2 separate regions of the Mus musculus genome follow, and region 2 is linked to region 1. A link is a loop called in an ENCODE intact Hi-C map of the cell type or tissue named here. Cell type or tissue: heart. All regions are shown on one strand. Each heading gives the region's core, and the rest is flanking DNA. Links, peaks and the distances in the headings are about the cores only. Region 1 has its middle 59 kb from the start of Gm24696. Region 2 holds the start of Gm38563 (a long non-coding RNA gene).

Region 1 (9,727 bases), core at 618-8,617:
GTTTCCAGCCCAAGATCCAGCACTGATAGATTGTGGCATTTTTGAGAAATCACTTAAGACTTCTGATTCTTTTTTGTTCAAAATGTATTATTATTTCTATATTATTCTTAAAATTCAACTAAGAGTTTAACAACCGAAACATCTATCTTAGTGTTTCAAGAAGTACATGGCCTACACATTTGTTAATACAACCTTCTCATTAATCCCATGGAAAGCAAAATATTATTCTGATTTGAAACAAAAACTCTTATGTGCAGAAGCCTCTTCAGTTCACACACCTGGGGAAGTGTCTGTGGTATTGTGGTGGCCTACCTACTCAACGTTCTCCTTTAGAGTTCTCTGACACAGGGGCCATGCTCCAGGGAGCATGGTCTGTGTGGAAAATAAGTCAACGTTCTATAAATACCTAAAGGCACCAAAATATCTTTCAATGTGGGACTCTAGTAAGAAATGCAGATTGCAGCAATGACTCCCACTACACTTTTGTGGCTCCATATGAACATAGAACAATAATTTAAAAAGGAAAAAAAACAGTGTCTATATTTCCTTGAACTGTGTTGCTGCTATTAAGTCAGTAAAGCAGGTGAAGTCACAGGGCCTCTTTAATAGACTGGAAGGCCTCATCAATCCTATTCCCCAATTTTATCATCAAACTACAGAAGGTAAATGGAAAGAGTAGAGAAGATATTACACACAAATGCAGAAAACTCACTTCTCTATAGATATGGATGTTTACTAAAAAATAATGGAGACTAGAGGGAAAAGAATGGGTCATCTCCTCTAATGCTCAGCCTGAATACTCAGCTGGGCAGGACCAAGGAAAGGGTTACGATGGTGAAGAATTCAAAAAATCATGGATTCTCAGATTCATGTAAAGACAGGATGAGTTAACATTGCTGGGAAACTTTAACTCATGTGAATCACTCTTGTCTTCATTCTGGCAATTTAGTCCCTGTTCTAAAGTCAAACAAATTAGGTTAGCAAGTTCTTCCTGTTGTAGGTCCAGGTAGGAGAGAAGTAGGTACTTGCATCTCTCTCTAGCCCAAGTGATGAATCTGCCTATTGTCTTCCATGAACCATTTCTCTATACTCAGGCTTCTCAAACTTTTCTATGTATGTCAGAATGATCTCGGGATCTTTTAAAATCATATCCTGATGCATTAGTCAAGAGATACCCCCAGCATTTAGAATTTCTAACAGGCTCCCAGATGCTATTGCTGTGGATTGATCCATTTAGCATAATGAACAATGGGGCCTAGGAATAATGGTCTCCATGTTCAAATGTGATGGCATAATAATGAACTCAGTTCTGCAGTCCATCCAGTACATGTTAAGGGCAAGAGAATTCTTCATAGAGCATAAAAACTGTAGAGGTCATTTGAAATACAAACACAAAATCCTAAAGATGAGAAACAATCATAGTCCTCTGGGTTTTCATAGACATATTGGAAGGATCTAAGACTTCAGAACTAGAAGTAGTGTCTTATTCCAAGAAAGTTCTATTCCAAGTTCTTTTCCTTCTATCTCCAACAATTCTATCCTTCAAGAATTTCTTATCATCTCATAATGGACTCAGAAAGCAAATCTAATATTTGAGTCATCTCTGCTATGGATGCATCATCTCTGCTTATGTATGTGTGAGTTTCACTGAGTAATTTACACATACAAAATGAAAGTTACAAAGACAGGAATGTATATAATATGAGTTCTAATGAATTTAATCTTGATTTTTAGTTTGTTCCAGAATGCTTAGTATCTTTTTCAAAATCGTGAAATTAAAAATACAAATATTTATTATCTGATGACTATGTTAATGCTAGATTAAAGTTTAAATGGAAAATGTTATTTATCAATAAGAGTATCATCACCTGAGAATAATTTTCTACTTCCGTTTGTGCAGGATGCTGAAGTTTTCTGAAGTTTCTCATCTTTGCTCCATGAGTGTGTTACCTTCATGTTCCTCTCACGATTTTTTTCTGTCGTTTCCTTTCTGTTGATCTGATCAAACATTCTGATCAAAATCAGTCTGGGGAAAGAAAGGAAGCATTAAAACTTACACATTATGGTTCATCATTGAAGGATGTCAGGACAAGAATTCAAGCAGACACATAAAGCAGACACCATGAACGAATGCTGCTTGCTAACTCACAGGTTCCTTCTTAGCTAGCTTTCATCACAAGTCCATCTGCCTAGGGAATATTGCTGTCCATAGTGGGCTGGGTCCTCCTACATTAATTAACAAGCATGACAATCCCTCAAAGAAATGCTCACAGGTTAATCTTTTTTGAGTAATTTCTCAAGTGAGACCCCTTTCTCAGGAAATTTGACACTGCGTACAAATGACAGTTAAAGCTAATTAGTGGCTGAGGAAAGTGATGTGCATTCATAGGCAGTCACTAACAAAAATGTTGGTAAGAATTCTAATGAATCCTCATAGAGGCTGAGACGATGTCTCATGCACTTTAGAAATGGAGCTTTGTCCCCCACTTCCAAAAATACACTTACAGTCTGATGTATGTCTATACAATATTTCCTCTGTCGTCGGTGATATTAACTGAAGATGAAATTTACTGACATTCCTTTTCTCAACATAGTGTCTACATACAGAAGAGACAAAAAGCCGTTACCAAGAATAGACAAAAATCTGTTAGCACTCTTTGAGTAAAGAACATGTTTTGAGAAGAATTTTTAAGTTTTATTTTGGTTTTTGTTTTGGTTTGGTTTTTGGTTTTTTTTTTTTTTTTTTTGGTAGTAAAGTTGTTGTGTCAAAGATTTAGGTGACATTGAGTTCAAACTCATTTTGGTAGAAGATGACTTAACATAACAATCAGGTCACACCTAGCTAATGATCTCACATTTAGCCCTTGAACAAGTCTCTGTCTTCTAACCTGCAGCAGTTGTTCAGGAGGAATCAGTATAGAAAGGGAAACGTGAAGCTATGCTGTGGTCCTCTGCATTCTTCTTTATGGAATAGTGAAAAATGGCTTATTCTTTTTTTTTAATTAGGTATTTTCTTCATTTACATTTCCAATGCTATCCCAAAAGTCCCCCCATCCCTCCCCCCCCCCCGACTCCACTTCCCCCTCCCTCCCAGTTCTTGGCCCTGTACTGAGGCATATAAAGTTTGTAAGACCAATGGGCCTCTCTTTCCAATGGCTGACTAGGCCATCTTCTGATACATATGCAGCTAGAGACATGAGCTCCGGGGTACTGGTTAGTTCATATTGTTGTTCCACCTATAGGGTTGCAGACCCCGCTCCTTGGGTACTTTCTCTAGCTCCTCCTTGGGGGCCCTGTGATCCATCCAATAGCTAACTGTGATCTTCCACTTCTGTATTTGCTAAGTCCAGGCATAGCCTCACAAGAGACAGCTATATCTGGGTCCGTTCAGGAAAATCTTGCTAGTGTATGCAATGATGTCAGTGTTTGGAGGCTGATTATGGGATGGATCCCCAGGTATGGCAGTCTCTAGATGGTCCATCCTTTTGTCTCAGCTCCAAACTTTGTCTCTGTAACTACTTCCATGGGTGTTTTGTTCCCAATTCTAAGAAGGGGCAAAGTGTCCACATTTTGGTCTTTGTTCTTCTTTAGTTTCATGTGTTTTGTAGATTGTATCTTGTATCTTGGGTATTCTAAGTTTCTGGGGGCTTATTCTTAATAAGAGTATCATCGACCAAAATCAAATCATTAGTAGGATGTATATTATCAAGACTTGAATAGCAAATGATCATTGCTAGAATGTGGCTCCTTCTGAATAAATTTTTACAACATGTTGCTCTCAGTTTCTATAGTAGCACCTACTGGTATTAGTAGTTAAAACTGACTACAGAAGAATATGAGTGAGTATTTTTTATTAGACTGTGTTCAGTAATTATTTGGAGGTAATAAGATATTAATTTTACATTCATCTTAATTTCTTTTAACTCATATTTATGGTGAAATGAAGTATTTCACACACACACTATGACATTTGTGTACAACTAAATATACAAGTTTTAGACATATTAAGGTATGAAAGTTCAGTTGTAAAATTAAAATTTACATTTTAGAATTCAAAGTTAAAAATCCACATATTTTGTTCGCAGATATCCATGAATGAATGAGGATGGGACTGCTCAAATTATCATTCATGGGTGTAAAGCTCACATGGGACCCTTATTGCCACCTGGTGGCAGTGTACCCTAATTGAAGATTTAGGTTTTGAGTGACACAAAGACACCTATATTTAAAAATAACAGAAGTCACAGGAGAAAGTAAATAGTCTCAAACTCCTGTGGTTTGAAGAAAACACTTGGATTGTTTTCATTGCCCCAATCAACCAAAGAAGAGAAGTACAACTTTGAGCTTCACCATGAAGCCTAGTTTGGTTCAAGACTTACTTCCTGTAGGATATATCTGAAAGTTAGTTAGTCAGGGAGTCCTTTTACTCCTAAGGTAGTAGGGTCATATCCAATTAGGAAATTGACTAAAAAAGTAAGAAAGGGTTCTGTGTTGTATTCTTTCTGTGCGTATAGTGTAGCAGAAGCAACAATGACTTCTGTTGTACCCCAACAGAATCTTCTATGATTAACTACTTTGCCTCCTAAAATTCTCTCAGCTAAATTGATGCATGAAATATTTCATGAAATTTATCTCACCAGCAGAACTACAATTCAGGCTAAATCCATCAGAATCTCTGGGAATGGAAATACCATTGATATTTTTGTTACAAGTTTCCCAGGGTCTACAGTGTGCAGCCAATATTAAAAATCACTGGACTGGAGCAAAGAGAAAGTTAAAGCTTATGCAATAAAAAGAAAATGCTGTTCCCACTTAATATTGGTCAAACCCATGGTGAATTGACATGGGAATTTCAATCATGCCTGAATATATGGAACAAAGAGATCAAGACAGTACCACCATATATTCTCCAAAAACTTTTCAGTGCATTATTTGTAACTGATTCCTGGACACATTTTATTTAACCTACATTCATGTGTTAAGTGACTTTATTATCTCTCTCTACTATTTACAGTTTTAGCCACTTAGCCAAAACATGATTCCTGAGCACCATATGAGTTATAAGCCACAGAGCATGACTTAAGCCAAAGTATGTCTGTCTTCCACACCTAGGGATGTTTTTCTGACACAGCTTGAAATTCAAGTTTCAAAATAGAATGACTATCAGACTTTCAGGAGTCTTTAGAAATTCATGAACAACTATTTTGGGGGCCTTAAAAACTACTTTGCTAAAGATTTGTGCCCTCACAAGGTTCCAAAGCAGTGGATATAAATGCTTCGGTAACAAGGATGTTTTTACTAGGCATATACAGGACTCCAGATGAAAGACAGTTCAAAGATTCATCTGCCGTTGCCTGTGTCTGTCTCCTCACTTGCCAGCTAGCCTATTCAAGGAACTCTACTTCAAGAGCCAAGACAGCAGAAGCTGTCAGCTGATTTACAATTAAATGTGTCAAAGACAGATTTTCAATGGAAAATTTTGGTAGGAAGAATGAGTTTTTCAACTATAAATAGACTCCATCCAAAGTTTCAAAGCGAAGTGTGCTGTGCTTGTCTGGTCCTCTGCACCCTCTACTTTTGAACTTCACACCTACACCTGGACTGTTTCACTTTCTTTGACTGGGATAATCCTGATGATCCAATCAAAGAAAACTATAAGACAGAATTTGCTGAGTTTATGCCATGTATGTGCAGATTCCTGCATTGTATCTCATGCAAAACAGTGAGTTTGTTCAAGTCAAAAGCATCTATGCACACAGACTAGTTAATTCAAGTCACTTTCCAGCCTAATTTGCCTCCAGTACCTAACTTTTTCAGATTAGAAATTAGAGGCCTTTCTAACCATTACAGCGCATCATCTCCTTGTGTTCCTTTATTCTAATGACTTCCTTAGTGTCAGTCTTAGCTCCTATATATCCCTTGGCATACCAACAAATAGTTTTCCTGTCTTAGATCACCAGTAAACTCTTTCAATGACAGGACTCATTATGTCCAGATTCTGTGGTCAGCAATGTGAGTTGTAATGATCCAAGTGGGTCACTTTCATAGTGCCAGGGATCTGGCTTCTGGCCTGGAAATACCAAAGTGACAACGGGACTGCCCTTCATTGGTGTGATCCCTCAATTGGTGGGACTGAGAGAATCATCTAGAACTGCCCTTTCAAGAGCACTGACCTCTCATCCTCTGGGAAGTTTGACTAGACTTCTTTTCCTGAAAGTAAAACCATCTTTGAGAACTACAGAAGCCTTTTCTGCTCCCACATGCTACCAGGGACTCAAAGAGAGCCCAGACTCAATGAATGGAGAAACTGACTTCTTTCTCACTGTTTCACCCAGTCATGTTTTCTCTTCCATACGTAGTTGACTGTTAATCCTGCTCCTGATGTTGGTTCTAATATTTACTTCTCACCACCACATTTGATCAGTTTTTGCAGAACTCATGCTGCTTTATAAGCAAGCATTTGATCATGTTGTTATGCCATTAAACATGGCTTCCCACAAGATATGATGGCACCCGTCTCTAGTCCTATACCAGGAACATTAGAGTGAAAGGATCTCAAGTTCAAGACCATTCTGGACCATACAGTGAAACTCTAACGAAAGGGAAAAACATATTTTTCTTTCTGAACTATGATCTCCAGGAAGCAGGAACCTGGTCTATAGCTTTCTGTATTTGGTGACTGTCACACAGCCTGGCCAAGGGACTATTCAATGCACTGGGCACAAGAAAGTGACAGCAAAAGTGGTTTAGAAGTTGGACCTTCCAGATTATTTTCTTGCTCTGGTATAGACATCAAGCTGCATCACCAACTTACCTATATCAAGTTTCCACAATAGAAAACTGATTTTGTACACATAATAGATGACAATAAATGTTCTCCAAAGCAATATATACATTTCTTCCTCATACTTTTTAGTGTATGGGAAAATAATCACATGAAAATAGAAAGGTTGAAGGGACTCTGGCCAGTTTGAGCATAGCAAGCATGGCTCTGGCAGACCTGCCCCCTTGCCCCTCATTCCCTCTATGTCATAGTTTGTAAGTGTTTGGCCCAGGAAGTGGCACCATTAGAAGTTATGGCATTATTGGAATAAGTGTGGCACTGTGGGTATGGGCTTTGAGACCCTCATCCTAGCTGCCTGGAAGCTAGTCTTCCACTAGCAGCCTTTAGATGAAGATGTTGATCTCTGAGCTCTCCCTGCACCATGCCCACCTAGATGCTGCAATGCTCCCACCTTAATGATAATGGACTGAACCTCTGAGCCTGTAAGCCAGTCCCAATTAAATGTTGTCCCTATAAGAGTTGCCTTGGTCATAGTATCTGTTCAAAGTAGTAAAACCCTAACTAAGACACTCTGCCTTAATAAATACTGTAAGATTACATTCCTAAAGTTATCCACCAAGGCCTATTCACTTATTTGGTCACTTCTTCCTCCTGAGACTGATTACCACGGTTCATCTTTCAAAGCTTTGAGGTCTAGCAAACAAAAGCCCCCTTTAGGGTTCGCTTTAGGGTTTTATTGCCTGCCATTGGATCCCCTTCCGCTAGCTGAACTGCCTGGTTGGACCTCAGTGTGAGGGGATTGATGACTCAGGGCAGGGTGGTATCCAAGTGAAGCTTCCTCTTCTCTCAGGAGAAGGATTGGGGAGGAGTAGGGGAAGGGATTTGTGAGAGTGGGACTGGGAGGAGAGGATGGGGGAGGGCATGCTGCAACCAGGATGTAAAGAGAATAAATAAATTAATTAATTAATGACAAAAGTCCCTTTTGGCTCAACTAATTAACATAACCATTAAATGCCTCATCCTAACATGGCATTTCCCTTTGTACTTTTATAAACTGATATTTTCCTGTGACAAATCTATCTCTTCTCTATCCAGAGGCAGTTTCTTATCGTACTCTCAGACAATTGTCCCTGCCCCAACTCCCTGGTTCTCTTCCTCTTCTTCTTTTTCCTCTATCTTCTGCCTTCTGTCCCACTAGGGTAAATAAATGTCCTTTGTGCTGAGAACTTTGTTGGGGGAGGGTTGAGCCCAATATTTTTCCTTTCAAAGGTATAACTCTATGTTGATTAGTATGAATATATTTTTTAAAAACTTCTATAACTTTATGTCATCTACATTTGAATAAGAAGATTAGACCAGGAGAACCACTGGCAAAACCACTCAGTAAAAGTGGTCTTTTTTACATCAGGTAGAGAATTTCCCAAGGCTAACTTTCTGTCTCTTCAAAGACACTCATGATTTATCAGTTAAGCCCCAGATATTTTTAGTACTGGAAAAATCTGTCAAAATGACCTTTTGGGCAATATGACCATAAAGAGCTCATAGTTCATAGACTATAAGAAACAAAACATGGAGGTAGACTAAAAGGAAACAAAGTGTTGACTAGCCTTTTTGGTCAACGTCTCTGTTAAAAAAAGAATCAAACTTGTTTCTTGGGTTTTCATGACAATCTTCTGGGGCCCTCTTTACTTTGTACTCTTAGAGAGTCAAAAATATACCTACCCATTTCCTGCTGTTGCGTTTGACATACCATTTTTGACATATGTGAGGTACTCACCAGGCTAACCTAATAAGCAAAGTTTGCCTTTCTAAATTCAAAATAGTAGAAGTTTATAAATTTAGTGTTCTGTTAAACATGATTGAACATCATGTATTCCCAATAGGAAAGGCATGAAAATACTGAGATAAGAACTACTTTTCTCATCTCTTATGTGTTCTCTTTCTCTCTCTCTCTTTCCTGGTCTCTCCCCTCTCATAATTACTTCATGCCAAGGTATGCCTGAAAGGACTTCTCAAAATACCCTGAATGACCAAAAGATGCTTCAAAGGGCATGAGTGTTATACCAAAGAGAAATATTCCATATTAGAGGTTTTAGAATAGCTCTGGTGTACATATCCTTAATTTCAGCATGATTAGAAATAAACTACTTAAGGATAAAGTGGGATAATAAAGACACTCAAATTTATGAATGGTCAACAAAACTGCTTCATCATTGTATCATTATCCATCATCCCAAGGAGACTGACAATAATATTTGTGTTGGACTGGGAGGGGGGTTGCTGTATAGAAACTATGGAGTCTGAGCTCTTAATGGTGGCATCATCTGAAACAGGCAGCTCTTGTGCCATATTGAGAATGGCTTGAGTCACATAGAAGGGAAAAAGACTTAGAGAAGTCCATGTGAGAATGGCCCAGCACAACCATACAAGCCCATTGGTCCAGTCTCATGGCTACAATTAATAGGAAAAAGAACTGGGACATGCCATGTATATAAGAAGGCAAGAAGATAAAGATGAAATGGAATGAAGATATTCCAAAACCAGGAGAAGAGCATAGTTTTCAATAAGAGGACATCATTCTTCTGGATTACAGTCTATCATGTTTCCTATTTGGTCATGTGATGACCAGAACAATTCTATCGACATTATTGCATCACTATGTTCATCCTACAGTAAAGCAGTATGACAGCCAGTGTGTAAACTCCTTACTAATCCAATCCTCATGCTCTGTGAAGTAGATCTTAGGTAGCTCTGCAGCCAGAGTACCTGGGTTGGATTTTTTGTTTTTTCAATTACTGATAATCTAAATGGAGAAAGAATTAAATGCCTTTCAGAAAATTCTTATTTGTCCAATGAGAATACTAATGTCTATTTCATTGAGATGTGAAATTTAGGGCAGTTTGTACATATAAAGCACTTAGATAGCACTCAACTGGATTATTA
Region 2 (9,727 bases), core at 983-8,982, 260 kb before region 1:
AAACAAACAGGCTACATCATATGCTTAGAACACCACATGCTGTTCTAATTGGGTGAAAAGGATAAGCTACTATAGCTGCGAGCATCCTCACCGCATCATTGCATTCTTCTGGAGAAGAGCTCTCTATATGTGCTATGCTACTGATCTTGGTGATGTCTTTGGAGGGTTAAGGGAACTTGTTGGCTATTTAAAGGAGAGCATCCATCCTGGCAAGAAGACTGGAGACTGGGACCACGTCCTGAGTGTGTGGTCCAACCTGAGTGTGGAGAATAGAACTAGGGGCTAGCAGTTTCTACAAGTACACTACAGTGACATTTACTGAGGTGTCAAACAGAATGGGTAAGGCCCTAACAGTCACAGGTCCACTGTCAGGGAAGCTACTGCTGCCATCTTTCTTTATTCGGAAAATGGAGTGTCACAAGTCCAGAAAAATTGAGTTACATTCCCTAAAATAATCTCAAGTTTGAAAACAGAAAGTGTGTTCACAGGTCCATTGCAAACTCATTTAGCAGGAGGAATCTGACCCAAACTGGTATAAGATGACAAACATAGAATAGTCTTTCTTTATTCCACTCTACGAATACACAATGATTTCTGCTGCAACATATTAAGACATTTGATTCCAGTATGTTATTCCAGGCTTTGCAGATGTGCTTAAACAACATACCATATGTATCCTATATTTCCTTTCTTAAGTAATAAAAACAGTTGTTCATTGCAAAATTCACCTGGCCCCAACAGTTTTGGATAAGGGAGAGTGGACTTATGCTAACTACCTCATTAGGTTTTTATGTAGATTAAGCAGGATAAAATATGGGAAGGGCTTACCAGAGTTGTAGGCACATTATAAATCAGCAGTACATATTGTGTTTCCAAAGCAGCTCTTTGCTTATGAATTAGGTTGTCCAGTTGAGCAGTTTTGCTCTGTGAGACCATCACTGTGTGACATTGTTTAAGCGTTTCACTGTTGCCTTTAGGAGGTGTCAGGGGGGTGGTGGTTATGGCTCTCTGTATGTTAATACTGGTGTCTTGGTGGTTTTCAAAAAATCTCAGTGGAAAGGTTTATTTGGGGGTCATTGAAGCTTCAATTCTCCGTTCCAGAGGTCTTTAAAGGATCTGATGAATGAAATGTGCAGAGCTTGTAGTTTTCAGTGCACTGCTGGGAGCAGCAAGCTCGCAAGTAAGAAGATGCCGGATCCCTTTTCCTGGTCATGCATAGTAATAGGATACCCTCAATTGATGAGATTGTCCCAAGCTCACAAATAAAATCTAAATAAATCTATGCTGTAAGGAGGAGGAACTGAAACATTGCTCTGTAAATGAGGAAATGAAAATCTACAAAGAACAAAACAAAACAAAAGAACAACAATAATAATAACAACAACAACAACCACACCCTCTCCAATATGGACTTGCTTCATACTGGAATGGGAAGTTTTATAGAAATATTAGACTCTACTTGTTAGCCTGTGAGGGACGTGAGTTTCTCTTGAGGCTATTGTGAATTCCTTGAATCTGGTTTCCCTTAGATGACCCTGATGGACCGCCTAACTCCGATTCTGAGACCTGGAGAAGAAAAAGACCTCTCCAGGGGAACAGGGAGGGAACAGAGAGGATTCATCTGGCTTTCTAGGGCTTGTTCACCTCTTTGTCTTAGACACACCTTAGCTTGGACCCTTTATGAGGAAAAGGTGCTGCTTTTGTTTACTTTAGAAGCTGAAAAGGCCGACGTCGAGTGGACACACCCTTCCAATGCCTTCTGCTTCCCCAGAGTGGGATGAATGACATCGCACGGTCGGAGTGTGTATCCAGTAAGTGTAGAGGAAAGCAAAAGCACAAAGTCAGCTTGCTTCATAACACCCACTCTTCCGGAAACTAACCCGGTCCCCAGATACAATCTAATTACAACCTAGTTACCTCCCAGTGATACCCACTTCCTCCCACTTCTCGGCACCATGACAGTGGGAACAAGTCTTTGGTGTCAAATCATATATAAACCATAACTCTCTAGGACGATTCTCTATCAGGTGGTGGCTTTGAGGCCTGAACTAAGCTCTTGCCAGCCTCATATTCCATTCCACACTCGCTTAGGTGGCCACGAGTTGGGGAAATATTTGAGTTGATCTGTCTTTCCCCTGTGATAAAGTGATGCGTCTGTGTTTAACATGTGAGTAAGGAACAGCTTGACATCATTCAGAGAATGTGAGGATGCATTTATATTTCTGCTAATGCATGCTGACCTTTTGTGATAGAAGGGATTTAAGAAAATAGGCGCCGAACCGTCCCTCCTTCATTAAAGTTGTAAGGGAGTTAATAGAAGTAGAAGACCATCTTACTAGGAGTAATGTCTAAGCACATGTTGGAGTCAAAACAATGATGGGCTCTTTAAAGTAAGTCCCCAGAGTTAACTGGATTGTTTTCCCCAGGTAGAGTAGAAATGGTGGTTTTATTTTCCTTGTAGTGCAAGACTATTTTCTATTTACCAGGAAAAACAATTGCTCTCTGCAAACAGTTATGATCTAGACAGAGAAGAGCAGAGAGAATCTGGCTGTATAAGCCCTGTGCTGTGCCCCCACCATCTCCATTTAGATGATGTTTGGGACCAGGTAGGAGGAAAAACAATCAGGATACAGGGACACTGAAGGACAATTGTCTTCATGGAGGCCTTCCTCTCCTAACCAGCTTTCCTTGATTGAGACTCTTCTGGATTTGAGAAGGCTTCCTGTTTTGTAGTTTGCTGTAGAATGGCTTAGAAACCTTCACCCCCTGGAGGAAAGAATACTGTCAATGGTCTTGTTTTTGATGACTGTAAAAAGAAATAGCATATTTTATCCAAAGGACCCCTTCCTCCTTCCCCTGAAAAAATGACAGGGCAGTGAGAAATTCCTAAGTTTCCTTTTGAGGCAGAGTGTGCATGCTGTGCAAACATGACTGGATTATATCACCTCTCTGAGCCTTCTTTCCCTCCAGAGTTAAACCAAGATACCTGCCTTGGTGTGGCTGCAGCTCTCAGAATCCCTTAGACTTAGCTTTCCTATTTTTCAAGCACAGAAAATTATCACAGAAAATATCATCTTGCCACTGATTGTGTGATCTTCATGACTTCATCGGTGCGGACAGACAAAACGTCAGCTACAGCTGAAACAGAACAGGCAGGATCTTTGGCAGTGTTGTGTCCCCTTCCTTGAAGCCTCCAGTGGAGATCAGCTTTCAAACAAACTGCACCCTTGTGTCAGGAAGGAGGCGGGACAGGGTGGCGCAGCAGCATGAAGCAGAACCTTTATTCAGGGTGTGAGCTCCTGTTTCCTGGGACAGGGAGTGTGTTGTCCTTGGGAAATTCTGCCTCGAGTGTTTGCCTGTGTCATCACTTGAGTACAGAAAAGAAGAGTGGGATGTCTATAAGCAACTTCTTCCCTCTAGTCTTCCATGCGTCCTTTCTACCAGAGACTCCTCCACCTCTGTGGCATCTGACTCGATTGTTTTGGGGGGACCGGGTCAGCTTGCATACTTGGGAGCACAGACAGGACACACCAAAGAGTTATCACACACCTTTATCTGTCTGAGTTGGATGAGACCCTCACCAAGCATCCACCCCTCTTAACCACATCCTTGAGCCACCTAAACAGATTCCACTCTACATCACTGGAGGCCATTAGAATATTGTGGCCAGGCCTTTGTTTCTTTTTTTCTACTAGTTCACCTATCCACCCACTCCCTCACCTCAAATATGGCTTTTTGAAAACATAGGAGAAATCTTTATTCATTTATTTTTTATCTAGTTCCAAGCCTTGGCATATAAAAAGCAATCAGTAAGTTTCTTTGTATGACATCAGTATTAAGGGATATAGTTAATACCTTTTGGGATTCTCCCCGCCCTTTAACCTTCGCCATGTAACTGAGAATAACCATGTCTTGACAACAGGGGTAATCTTTTGGCAACTTTGTCTGTGCTGCTTGAGACCCTCAGTCAAGGCCAGGGAGATTCCTCCTAGAGGGTAGACCATAGACCTCCTTAGGGGAATAACAGAGCCGTATGTAAATGACTCTTCTCCCATGGATCAGGAGAACTAATGCCTGCTCAGTCTGTTTAATGCTACCTGTATGCATGCTTTTAGGGCTATTTGATACTACTGGATATCTAATTGATATATCTTCCTGTAGAAGACTGTTTCTCCCAGTCTCAGCATCCCTCAGTTACCGGTAGGTCTTTGGGTAGGGTTGAGGCCCCCTGGTCCTCCTCCCATCCCCATTAACACGTCTATTTTGTCCCTGTTCAGCTCACACTGAGATTTTATGAGTGTTGCTTCTGACATAACCAGGACCCACAATCTCATAGCAAATGATTTTAGGTGAATGCAGTCAGAAGTGGGATCAGATAACCTGGAACTGGAGTTCCAGAGGATTGGGGGCCACTCCGTGGGTGCTGGGAACTGCACCTGGTCTTCCAAACTGCAAAATAGTAAGCACTGCTAACCAGGGAGCCACTTCTCTAGCCCCTTAAGGGACCATTCTAAACAATGCAGGAAACCAAGACTGTGAAAGATGACATAAGATTTCCAGCCTCGATTATATTCACATTCAGTAGTAATAGTTCTCAAAATTCTGAGTGAAACAGAAGGCCCACAAAGAAGTGTGAGATCATGAGAAAAATATTTGTACCTGTTTTATTTATAAACTATTATCTACAGAATGAAAATCATTAACCTATAAATTACAGATTAGAGACAACAGATCAGACCTTAAAGATGTGGTAGTAATACATTAAGTTTCTAAAATAATGTTTTTTAGCTTAAAGGACATTTATTTTTAACTTAAAAGGTGAACTACATTTTAATTAACCTTGTGCCTTTAAACGCAGTCTGCAAGTTCTAGAGAACTCAGTTTTGACTTTGAATTCACCTAATGGAGGGATCAAGAATGTTGGATCCGGAGTGAGCTTCTTTTGAGGACTGTTTGTCAATAACAGCTTTTGCCACAGAGGGCTTTTGTGAGGATTAACCACTGAAAGGTACGCTAAGCCCCATGAACACCGACTTGCAAACAGTGGGACCTAGCTAATTGACTTCTCTCCCACTTTTCTTCTTCTTCTTTACTAGACTACTTCAAAGCAGAAGCTGTTTCAAAAGAGCAGGGGGCAGACAGTGAGGACTAGAGAGGAGAAAGCAGAGGAAGCCCAAATTAGTCCTTGTCGAGTCGAATTTGGTGGTCCGATTCCGATGCAGTTCCGGAATCAGCCACACGATGGCAGCACAAGCATGGTGGCCTTCTAACTATCGAAAGCTTGGGCAATTTAAATTCCCAGTTTTAAAGCTAGGGGCGCTTGGGTGTGTTTGTAGTTGTGCCTGCGAATCAAAGCTGTGCCCATCTTTAATAGTCTCAGCTGAGCTGTAACGCAGATCGACAGGAAAATCTACAAGAGCTTCACGGTCTTTCCCGAAAAATCCCAACAGGAGTTTGATAGTAAAAAAAAAAAAAAAAAAAAAAAAAGAAGAAGAAGAAGAAGAAAAAGGAGAAAAAGCACCTAACTTGGTATTCATTTCTAATGGGGGAGAACGTCCTTAAATCCGCGGCATCTGTTCCGCTGGGTTTGCTGTCAGTGAGCAGGTATTGCGGTTAATGAGCCACCAGCTTGCTGCTCCCAGGGCCAGGCTGGAGCAGTCAGCTGGTGCAGGGATGGGACCTGCAATCAGCAGCTGTGCACCGACATGCCCCGGGACGGAAAATGTGATTTGTGACACAGCAGCTTGGGAATAATAATGAAAACATAATTGCTCCGGGCGGATGGCTCGCTGTCTTTCAATTGCTAAGCTACTTCACCTCACAAGCGGGGAGCTGTGCTTCTCAGCTTTCATTTCTCTGGGACAACCAAAGGCACAGCTCTCGGGTATCCTGCTGCCCTTCTTAATGAATGTTTCCTTGAATCCCTGAGAAGAGCTGCGTTCCCTCCCTGTTCCTCCAACCAGGAAAATCTTTCCTCTGCTCCGACTTCGGCAGTAGCAGCCAGTCTGCTTAAGCAAAGGCCCTAGAGTCATGGCTGTGACTTGTTCTCTGCTGCCTATTAGTATTGTTGGGGTTTGCTTTGCATTCTGGGAATTTTGTTTTTCCTAGCCCATTCGCTTCATTTAGACTTCACACCCACGCCTCTTAAACCATTTCTCATCATGACTTTGGTCTTCAGGAGACTATCGCCTTCGGGACGATTATTGCCTGTGTAGGAATACTGGGATGAATAGAATAGGAATGCTACGATGACCCATGTCTAGAGTTTGCATCTTCCAGTGATGGAGGGCAGAGGACCCTAAGGAAGACCTCGCAGCAGCTTTGGTTTGATCTCCCAATTGGGGAAGTCCAGTCTCCTGGGTGTCATGTTTGGGATCTGAGATCAGTCACTGGGTGATGTGGGTGCTGTACCTCATCCCCGGGGCATCTGCCCTGGAGGGATGGTGTGGGCGGCTGTTGTAGCTCCTCACAGGATGCCCCCTGTGTACACAAACAATTCTACCTCATTTGTGCAGGGTGTTATTGCTGCCATGGGTTCTGGATGGCTGACCCATGACAAGTCGTTCAGTTTTTAAGTTTGGATTGTTTGGGAGTTCAATGCTAAAAGGAAGGGTTGTTCCCGCTAAAGAGGGTTGAAACTTCTTGTTTTCCCTTTCCCAGACTGATCATTTTGAGGCAAATCTCCAGTGGAGAAGAAGGGGAGTCTGCAGTTGCTCCCTGTTGTGGTGAGATTTATGTGGAACACTTTGTATTTATGCTATTTCTCTTTCACTTACTATTGCTTTTTTCTGTCCTGGTTTCTTGAGTTACCTTCCAAATGTACCGTTTTGGGTACTGGTTTTGAATTAACTGCAGTCTAGACTAAAACAAGGCCACCTGGGACCCAGAAATCAGAATGCAAATCCCTTAGTTAACACACACACACACACACACACACACACACACACACACACACACACACTCATACACTGCTGAGTCTATGGAAGGAAAGTTGAGTAGAAGATCAGTCTGAGGAGCTTTAGTCAAATCTCACCCATCGTACAAGTAGCTGGTGGTACGCAAAGGCCAGGCACCATGTTTGCTGGATTCTTTGGGCCCAAATCCCTGTGTATTCATAGGTGTTAGTGTCTAACTCCAATTGTCCCAGAAGCAACAACCACCCACATTTGGGACTGACTTCAAGTAGAAGAGTCAGCAACTGTCACCATGTTTGATTTAAGGAGGGCATTAAGCCTTGGGGTGGCAGTACATTATGTGGGTGGAACGACACTTTCACCTGAAGCTATTTGTCACCGTGGGTTAAGTCAGAGCTTGTAGCAGGATTGGCAGCCCTGGGTAAGTGTCACATGACGGCCACACTATAAGCTGCCCTTGACTGATGACCGACTCTGAGTCACAATCCTGCAAGCACCTCTAAACATCCTATTTAGCCCAGACTTCACAATAGAATCATTTAGAGTTCCCCTCGTAATGATTTTGCTCACACCTTCACCTTAACATTCTGCTTTCCCTGCCCTGAGGATAGAGCTTGAGTGTTCGGAAAGTTTGGCAGGTGGTGTGTAACAGGAGTGGTGTTGGAGAACAATTGATTGATATGGTATCTCTTCACTATCATCCAAGAAAGCTCTCGTTACACACACACACCCCCTAATTTGTGCAAAACGAAAGCAATGAATGCCTTGGAGAAATTGGGACACATCCAGGTTATTATGGACCAAAGGACCAAAGGCAGGTCTGACTCTAGAATTTCAGGTTCCAAGCAAAATGAAACCTGCCAAATTTCTATTCTGAACACCCCAGATTGGTTGGGGGGAAAATTAGGCTTCACCAAGTGGGCATTATGGTGGCCAAAAGCAGACTAAAGGTTTCTTTGGAGTTCCAACTTGATCTTAATAGCTTCGTTGCTTTTGCACAGTTACTTTACTTTCTATAAAATCAGTTCTCCGGGAAGGCAGGTAAGGGCTGTTCATAGCACCCACATGTCCCACATTCCAACTTAGCAGCTAAGCTTGCTGGTTCTTAGACCAACAGACAGAAGCTGGGGTGATTCTATGAGGTTGGACATGGAGGAAGGAGAAGGGGGCTTGCTAGGAGAAATGGTTAAAAATCTGAGGCTCCTGGAAAATCAATTCTGTTTGTATCTTCTATTGTCTTTTTTGCCTTAGGAGAACACAGGCATTAAAGATGGAGGTAGTGGCATGATTATGTTATTTGAGTTCTATACAGCTTCAGTCTCAGGAGTCAATGGATGCTTTCTATGACAGTCAATGAGAAAGTAGCATTTTAGACAAGAGTCCAGATGGTCACTGTCACAAGTACTTTGCTCTATGGTCTCAGAAGAAAGCATGTACAGGCATCAATGAATGGATCCAACAAAAACATTATTTCAAAGGCAGGATGGCTGACCTTGGCTTGTGGGCACAGTTTGCTGAGGCCTTCTCTATTTGGCTGCTACTAAGGGCAAGTTAGACAATTGGAAAATCTACTATCCTTGCTCAATTCAGCTCGAATTATAGGCTGGACTGAATCTTCATCCTGTCTTCCATTTTATAATCTAAAATCACTCATGTAATTCATATCTACAGAGACAGAAAGACAGAGGGCTGACAGGCACACATGTGCACACACACACACACACACACACACACACACACACACACACACACACACACGGATCTTTCCAGTCCTGGATTTGATTTCCAAGTGAGGACTTTGAGGTTGATAACAATTCATAGCTTGTAAGTCCTAAAGTCAGCCAGAATTTGTATGCAGGCCTTTGGGAAACTAAAGCCCAGATTCTCTAGACTATAACAATGTTTCTAAGCAATGCTTTGAAAATAATTTGAGGCCAGTGATCCACGAGTCAGTCTATGCTTTCATTTACTTTCCCTGAATGACTCTTGGACCAAAATACAGATAGGATTAAAATATACCAGGCGAGTGACTTTTTTATTATTAGTAGTAGTATTGCACCTAAGATTGAAGCCTCTGCAGCTGAGCACACTGCCTTGCATCCTGAAGGCAAATGTCAGGAGAGTAATTTCCCTGGGCCCCGCCTTCCCACATCAAGGAAATACTTGGCAGCACATCTAAAGTTTCTTCTTATTTTTGACCTTCCAGCTGTCTCTGTTATCACAGGATCTGGCAAGCACAGGGAGGGTTAGATCCCATTGACACTGGCCCGCTGAAGGCCATAAATGGACTTCCTCCTGCCATTGTCTTTAAATGGCCTTTTCGGAAATATCTACAAGGTCAAAACACACACTGCAGCCCAGACGCCTGCTCTCCCTGCCACTCACTTCCTCTATGTTAAACTTCAGCTAAATGTACCTTTATGTGTCTAATCATTTTTGATATCTGAGGAACGATCCAATAGGTGCTCTTTGTGCTGCCTTTTAGAAGCGGTGGTGCCAAGACCCATGTCGGGTGGATAAAGATACACTGTGCTTAAAGGAACATTGTCTTCCCATCAGCATAGAAGAGCAGATCTATTCAATTATGTTTTCTATGTACAGCATATCTGTACCAGGCTGCTATTCTTTCCCCTGGGATAGCCTAGGTGATCTTGTTTCAAATCTACATCCACGGAAGAGCACAGCTTCAAGACTGCTACAAGTCCCGGTGTGTGCACCAATCGCTTTGGTACAGAGAATAAGCATATTGAGTGGATGAATGAAAATGAAAAGGCCTGGAGCTAGTTCTCAGTGGGTCTTCTATTTACAGACCC

What was found. Hi-C counts contacts between places; a loop is a spot of excess contacts. Peaks named below come from ENCODE experiments on the same cell type or tissue, not always from the same donor. Only the 100,000 strongest peaks of a DNase experiment are listed, where the experiment ranks them.
Region 2: a loop joins it to region 1, with 5 times the contacts of the local background. A loop is called at or near these places in 10 of 42 quality-filtered maps.

Annotation. Positions count from the first base shown.
Region 1 is chr15:61,411,660-61,421,386 of GRCm38, forward strand. No RefSeq gene overlaps it. Among named protein-coding and RNA genes, the nearest start is that of Gm24696, 59 kb to the left of the region's middle. In heart, for the core only: a CTCF peak has its summit at 4,163 (motif pointing left); a DNase peak (open chromatin) is centred at 6,062.
Region 2 is chr15:61,152,466-61,162,192 of GRCm38, forward strand. Gm38563 (a long non-coding RNA gene) reads left to right here and starts at 4,692. Exons shown (of 3, transcript XR_875374.2): 1 at 4,692-6,725. RefSeq lists an enhancer at 5,172-6,266. In heart, for the core only: a CTCF peak has its summit at 5,272 (motif pointing right); a DNase peak (open chromatin) is centred at 5,246; H3K4me3 peaks cover 993 bases; H3K27ac peaks cover 911 bases.